Linked DNA regions of Homo sapiens: region 2 is linked to region 1. Evidence: chromatin contacts called from ENCODE POLR2A ChIA-PET data. All regions are on one chromosome and are shown on one strand. Each heading gives the region's core, a stretch centred on a gene start or an enhancer-like site at or near the end of the contact. The rest is flanking DNA. Distances are from core to core; before and after follow the strand shown.

Region 1 (3,568 bases), core at 753-3,252:
CAGCCCAAGTCGATCATGGCGGACTCCTTCCACTTGCCGTTGACTGGGTTTCGTTGTGGCCAGAGACTTACTTCTGGCCATTGAAACCTGCAGGCATTTCTTCTGCGGAGCTTCTGGGAAAGGTAGTCATGTATTTCAAAAGGGACCACTGGAAGAAAGGGATACTTTTAATTTTGTGAGATCCTGGGTGTGCCGCGGCCATCTTGCTACCAGCCTGAAAGTGCAATTCCAGGGACTGCAAGGAAAGCAGAGCCTGAAGACCAGGGCACCACCTCTGGAGACAATCCTCCCATGGGAGAGAAATCCCCTTGCTAAGTAAGCCGGTTTGAGTTGGCTTTCCTGCCATGTGCAGTCTGATGCTGGTGTGCGTCTGAGTCATCCGGTGCCAAGTACGCAGTTGATGACATGCATTGGAAGCTCAGTGGATAGATGTGAGCTGGAGAAATACCTATGTGGGTCCTCGGTGAAAACTGAAGGTTGGGGAAAGGAGGAAAGCAGAAAAAAAGCTTTGCAGAGGATAATGAGCTTCAAAGAAGATTGGGAGGAAATGGGCCACAGAGGTGCCAAAGGAGACCACCTGTGGCCTGAAAAAAGGATTTCCTGCTTGCCTGCCTTTCTGTATTAAGACTCGTATTAAAAGGCATGATAACATTCCTAAATGTGTCCTAAGGGGACAAAAGGAAGTGGCTCAGAAGTGTTTTCAGCTAGGGGAGGAAGCTGGGTTTCAGAACCAACCCTTGGGATTAACATCAGGAGAATTTGGCTTCCTGCCCTTTAATAAGTCACTTACCAGAATCTCAGAGGCAACCAAAAATGGACCAAACAACCCGGCCAGAGAATGCGGCTTCTGAGTGTAAGACACTGAGGCGGTGTCACAGACAGGTCAGTGCCTCTGGTGTCTAGAAAAGGGGCAGGGGCTTGCGGGGAGAGGGCTGTCGCGCAAGTGTGGAAGTGGAGTGCCGAGATTGGACGGACTAACCACGGGGAGGCACCGTTGGTAAGAACAGGCCTGGAAAGCAGCTGGCAGCAGTCACAGAATTAGGCCAGAGAGAGACCTCCATGGGAAAGCAGACGGGAGGTCCAAATGAGAGCGTGTGAATTAAAAAAAAAAAAAAAAAAAAAGACCAGGAACTATGTTGCTATGGGAGAGGTTCTCCAACTTCAGTGTGCGCCAGAATCAGCAGCGAACTGTGACAGATGTGGATTCCTGGTCCTCAGCCTCCCCCCTCCCCCCAGCCCCCGGCCCCCACTCGGATGCTGCAGGTCGGGGCCGACACACACAGATTTACAAAGCTCCTCTGGCTGCTCTAGTGCCCAGGGCCCACTTGGAGCTGAGCTCCCTTCAGCTCCAGCCTTCAGCTCCTGCACTGATGGAGAGAACGGGCGTTTCTTGATGCCACGCCAAGTGTCCTTCTGACCCCTGGTACCCTGTGGGCCCGACGTGGCGGCCTCGGGCCTCGCAGCGCCGCCCAACGCAGTAGGACCTAGCGATGGGAGCCACTGGGCAGTCGCGCGGCCCGGCCCTCCCCAAAAGCTTGGCTTGCAGACGTTAGCGTATGCCCCAGCCCCTGCGCATGGCGGTTGCGCTGTGGGCTGTGCGAATAAACCTCCGGGAAGGTCTCCGTGGTGACTGGCAGACGCCCTGGCCAATTGTGACCCGGCGCTTGTTTGTCTCTGCCCCATCCCTCCCCGGGGGGCCGATACTTCCATGACTGACAGGCCGTCCCAGGCGCTGTTACGTAAGGGGAGGGTCAAGTGCAGTCCCACCCAAACCGGGGTGATTTGATTTGCAGGACCGAGTGTGTTCTTCCCAACGCCCCCGGAAGAACGTCTTTGACGGGCAGGTGTGAGAGCCAGTTGGCGCCGGGAGGCCAGGCGGAAGCCTCGGGCCCCAGGATCGTGCAGCAGGGGGCGGAGCCCGCTGCCGAGGGCAGGGCAGGGCAGGGCAGGGCGGGGTGGGGCGGGGCGGGGATCAAGCAGGGGCAGGGCTGGCGCTGCGGCGGGAGATGCTGTCGGGCCGCGGCGGCGCTTGGCAGCCAGGAGCTCTGCATTGAAGGCACTGGGGTGAGGCTTACTGCCCGGCAGGCTGGTGGGTACGCGAGGGCTGAGGTGTCTGTAAATCTGGCCGCCAGCCTCCACGGGCCCGGCATTTGTCCATCTTTCTAGGCGCTCGCGACTCGGCGACGGCGGCCGCAGTGGGACACGGAGGCGGGGCCGGGCACCTGTGCGCGTTTGCAGGCACCTGCTGCGCTGGCCGCCTCGCAGCCCGGGACTGCTGCTGGGGACTGCGGCTGGAGCTGGGCTGGCCCGGCCCGAGGGAGAGGGGGGCCCAGCTGGCTCGCCCCGGCCCGTGCCCGCCCTCCCCGGCCGGGTCCCGACCCCGAGCTCTGGTTAAGGGGGCGTCGCCGGGCCCCAGAGCCCCCCCACTGGAGGGGCCCGCGGCTCCCGGGCCAGCATCGAGCTAGCTGCGAGGCCAGGACAGGGCCCCCGCCTTGCATCACCTCGAGACAGGTTTGTCCAGATTCCCTGAGTGCTCAGAGACGGGTTTCCGCCCGCGGTGAGGGTGCCGGTCCGAGGCCGCCGCGGGTCCCGGCTGTCCCCAGCGAGCCTGGCCCGGGCCGTTTTCATCTTTTTTTTTCTGGCCCCTGCTCTGTCTCCTCTTAACGTGTAATTTCTTAAGTCCGATTCGGGGTGATGTGAGTGCGCTGTGGCATGTAGAGTAACAGCAGCACTCATGTTTTAGCCTAGTTTTAGCTCTGCCACGCACTGTCATTCGCGCAGGCTGAAGACCCAGACTTCTCAGCTGGGTGATGTAAAGGAATGCAGCCGTGGCCAAACAGGCAGAAATTCTAAAATTGTTTCCAAGTGACAAGGATGTAACATGTCTTGCTTCCATCTATGTCATTCCTCTCAGAACATGTATGCTGTGCTTGTCCTAGACTAGACCCTGAAAAGTGTGCTACAGTTTCTCGTGATTATGTTGCTGCTGGAAACATTGGATTAAAAGATCCATAGCAAAGTTAGGCAGCAGAAGACAATACCTCCTGCTTAATGACAGGCAGAACTGGGGACAAAATTTACTGGATTCTTAAAGAGAATCCTAACGCGTTAGACCTTTAAGAGACTTTACAGGTTTGCACCAGCCCATTAAATGTATGTTGTGGAGCACACCACTGTGTCCCAAGGGATCCGGTCCCGTGTTAGGTGTGTCCTAGAGGACACTGGGGTGCTGCACATTACTGCTAGATCTGAAAATCAGTGTCTTCATTTGAGCCAAAGGGGAACATGCCCCCGCACATTTTTGATATCTCAAGTATATTCAGTGTGTCATACTCACCTTTAAAGGCAGATTTGCGGAGAACTGTTGTTACTTATTGCATGTTATCCATGCTAGTAGAAGAGCCAGGATCTTCATTCCTCTGATTTAATTACTGGGTGGCATTTTCTCTTGGAAAACAAAACAGCAGTAATGGGCACTGGCAAGGTATGGATGACCTGGGTTGGGTACGTCCCTGGATGTCACAAGCTCGTCAGAGAAGACAAATTATTGCTGATTGGGGACATTTAG
Region 2 (3,253 bases), core at 507-3,006, about 18 Mb before region 1:
TCCCAAAGAAAATCCAGGCCCAGGTGGCTTCTCTGGCAAATTCTATCAAACATCTGAGGAAAATCAGTACTAATATTACATGAACCTTCACACCTCTTGGGCTGGTATGAGAATTAAGTGAAAATTTGTAAAGAAATTAGCACATTGTGTTATATGTACACAGTAAGCACCATGTAAACATTTGTTAAATAAATTCCAGTCAATGGACCCATATTTTAAAAAGTCTTAGCTCTTCATCTAAAGATTAGCTAGCCTCTTTTGTGTGTTTTATGTTAAAATAAGATGTTTAAGGCATGCTTTATATCTTTTTCCCTCGGTTTAACAATTCTGATTAATCTGTTTCAATCTCACTGCAAGACAACTGTTTCTTACATACTGCCTAGAACGGTATGTCACCCACACACTGCCTAGCACAGTGTTTTGTACAAAGCTGTCGCTCATGTATTATGTTAATTAGTAGAAAATTTAATTAAAAACCACATGCTTTTAAAAAAATTCTACAAATTTACATAATCTAGTTTTGTTTTAGAATTAAGGAAAGAAAAGCAATTTGCTAAACTATTTTGTTAAGTACTGAGGATTTTTCAACTCCTATTCAACAGATCCCCATTTTACGAAGAAACTAATCATTAAAGACAATGACAGTAAACCACAAAAGTAGTAACTAAAGGATATATCCTAAATGATTACCAGTACATTAAATAAATCAGACTAAAAACGAATTTAAAGCAAAAGACTACGCAGGGCGCGGTGGCTCACACCTGTAATCCCAGCACTTTGGGAGGCCGAGGTGGGTGGATCACGAGGTCAGGAGATCGAGACCATTCTGGCTAACGCAGTGAAACCCCATCTCTACTAAAAACACAAAAAATTAGCTGGGTGTGGTGATGGGTGCCTGTAGTCCCAGCTATTTGGGAGGGTGAGGCAGGAGAATGGCGTGAACCCGGGAGGTGGAGCTTGCAGTGAGCCGAGATCGTGCTACTGCACTCCAGCCTGGGCGACAGAGCAAGATTCCGTCTCAAAAAAAAAGAAAAAAAACCAAAAGACTGACTTAATTACTATCTCAGAATTTGAACCTGTTTCCAAAGCTAAACATAACATAAACTTTGTTATCCTGTATGATTAGGAACATTAATTTTGGAAATAATAACCTAAAAGTTAATAAAATATTCTAGTCAACATTTACTATTCATATATACATTAACAAACATAAACAAATTTTTATACATATGTGATTATATACACATCACATACTAACATTGTCCAGTAAGTAATCTAAAATTCTTTTTGTGATTCAGACGTTACTCTAAAATCACTGTGCTTCAACATCTTTACTGTCATTCACTCACTCACCAAATATTTATTGAGTGCTATTCTATTAAGCACTGTGCTAAGCCACTGTCTACAACAGACATTCAAATGAGAGCTTCCCTAGCCTTCAAGGGGCTCACAATCAAATGGGTATAGCTGACATAAAAACAACTATAAGACAAGTAAGCAATTATAACATAAACTCTAAAAAATGGTTATGAACTAGTGACCACAATCCTAGTTCTCGGTATTCTGTTTATATACATATATACTTATCTTTATTAGTGTAACACCATTATTTTTATTAGTGTCACACATGGATCAGCAGCCCAATCCTTCACTTTACTCCAATTCTTAACACTGGCATAGCAAACCCATCTAGTTCCTCTTTTATCACTCAGCTCGCTGAGACTTCGCGAGCTAGTTAGCCTCCCCATCCTGAATAAGCAAAGTAAAACCATGGACTGAGTCCTTCCTCTTAGGATATCTGGAGGAGGAAAAGAATCAGAACTGCTGCCCAAAATAGTGAAGCTGCCCAGAAGTAGTGATCCTGAAAGCTCTATTCAAAGTAGTAGCAGCTAAAAGTAGCCAAAAAAAAAAAAAAAAAAAAAAAGACTTCCTAAGGGAGTAAACTCAGTGTTTGTAGCTCTAAAAGTACGAAGTGAGGAGGGGAGAGAGCAAGGTCAAGACTGGCTACAGACACTCCAATACGTACAAAAGCTTTTGGTTTTGACGTGTGTTATTTTATTTATTCTGATCTTTTTTTTTTTTTTTGAGACCGAGTTTCACTCTTGTTGCCCAGGCTGGAATGCAATGGTGCGATTTCAGCCTACTGCAACCTCCACCTCCCAGGTCCAAGCGATTCTCCTGCCTCAACCTCCCAGGTAGCTAGGATTACAGGTGTCTGCCATCACGCCCAGCTAATTTTTTTTTTTTTTTTTTTTGAGACAGAGTCTTGTTCTGTCGCCGAGGCTAGAGTGCAGTGGCGCAATCTTGGCTCACTACTACCTCTGCCTCAGCCTCCCGAGTAGCTGGGACTACAGGCACCCACCACCATACCCAGCTAATTTTTTATATTTTTAGTAGAGACAGGGTTTCACCGTGTTAGCCAGGATGGTCTCGATCTCCTGACCTTGTGATCCACCCGCCTCGGCCTCCCGAAGTGCTGGGATTACAGGCGTTAGCCACCATGCCCGGCTGTTCGCCCAGCTAATTTTTTCTATTTTTAGTAGAGACAGGGTTTCACCATGTTGGCTAGGCTGGTCTCAAACTCCTGACCTCAGGTGATCCACCCGCCTCGGCCTCCCAGAGTGCTGGGATTACAGGTATGAGCCACCACTCCCAGCCTGAGGTTTCTTTTGTTGTTGTTCTTATAAAAGAAGTAATTTGAACAAATTTTGGTATGACCACTGTATCGCAGTTATGAAGATGTGATGTTAGAGTAGAAACAGACACAATGAGGTGCTAGGACACATTTCCAAGATAATACAGCCCAATTCCTTTATCTTTTTAAAAATTTTTATTAGCAGAGATGGGGCCTTGCTATGTTGCCCAGGCTGGTCTCCCAACTCTTGGGCTCAGCAATCCTCCCGCCTCAACCTCCCGAAGTGCTGGGATTACAGGCATGAGCCGCCACACCTGGTGGTCCAATTCCTTTAGAAGCATTACATGTACAAGTGGCACAAAGTTCACTGTGTATTTTCACACTATAATAAAATCTTCACTGGTCAAACTAAGACTGAAAATTAATTTAAAAAAAAAACTGTAAGATCAACAGCATCATGTGTTATTCACAAGAAAATAAGGCTTCAGAATTCAGAGACCATCAAAATTTTCTTGAAGGAGCTATAAATACTGAAATGCACAGGCATAAAGAAAGTATCTTCATCTTGTTCTCAATAAAATTGAGATAAAAACATTATGGGAAATTCATTGGGTCTTT

The links. ChIA-PET counts read pairs that join two places held with the same protein, here RNA polymerase II (POLR2A).
Region 2: POLR2A ChIA-PET joins it to region 1 with 18 read pairs in OCI-LY7. The contact joins the enhancer-like site here to the promoter of AKTIP in region 1. POLR2A ChIA-PET finds 5 or more read pairs at or near these places in 2 of 52 experiments (OCI-LY7 and naive thymus-derived CD8-positive, alpha-beta T cell).

Annotation. Positions count from the first base shown.
Region 1 is chr16:53,501,643-53,505,210 of GRCh38, reverse strand. It overlaps AKTIP (AKT interacting protein), which reads left to right and starts at 2,002. Exons shown (of 10, transcript NM_022476.4): 1 at 2,002-2,064. LOC124903690 (a long non-coding RNA gene) reads right to left here and starts at 831. Exons shown (of 2, transcript XR_007065069.1): 1 at 791-831; 2 at 1-470. RefSeq lists silencers at 835-924, 1,645-1,884, 1,905-1,974, 2,235-2,534 and enhancers at 1,245-1,344, 1,805-2,304, 2,305-2,806.
Region 2 is chr16:71,898,999-71,902,251 of GRCh38, reverse strand. All of the region lies in intron 1 of IST1 (IST1 factor associated with ESCRT-III), which reads right to left. Among named protein-coding and RNA genes, the nearest start is that of IST1, 5.1 kb to the right of the region's middle. Within about 2 kb of position 1,756, at least 3 of the 41 ENCODE cell types and tissues checked have a DNase peak (open chromatin) inside an H3K27ac peak, as active enhancers do.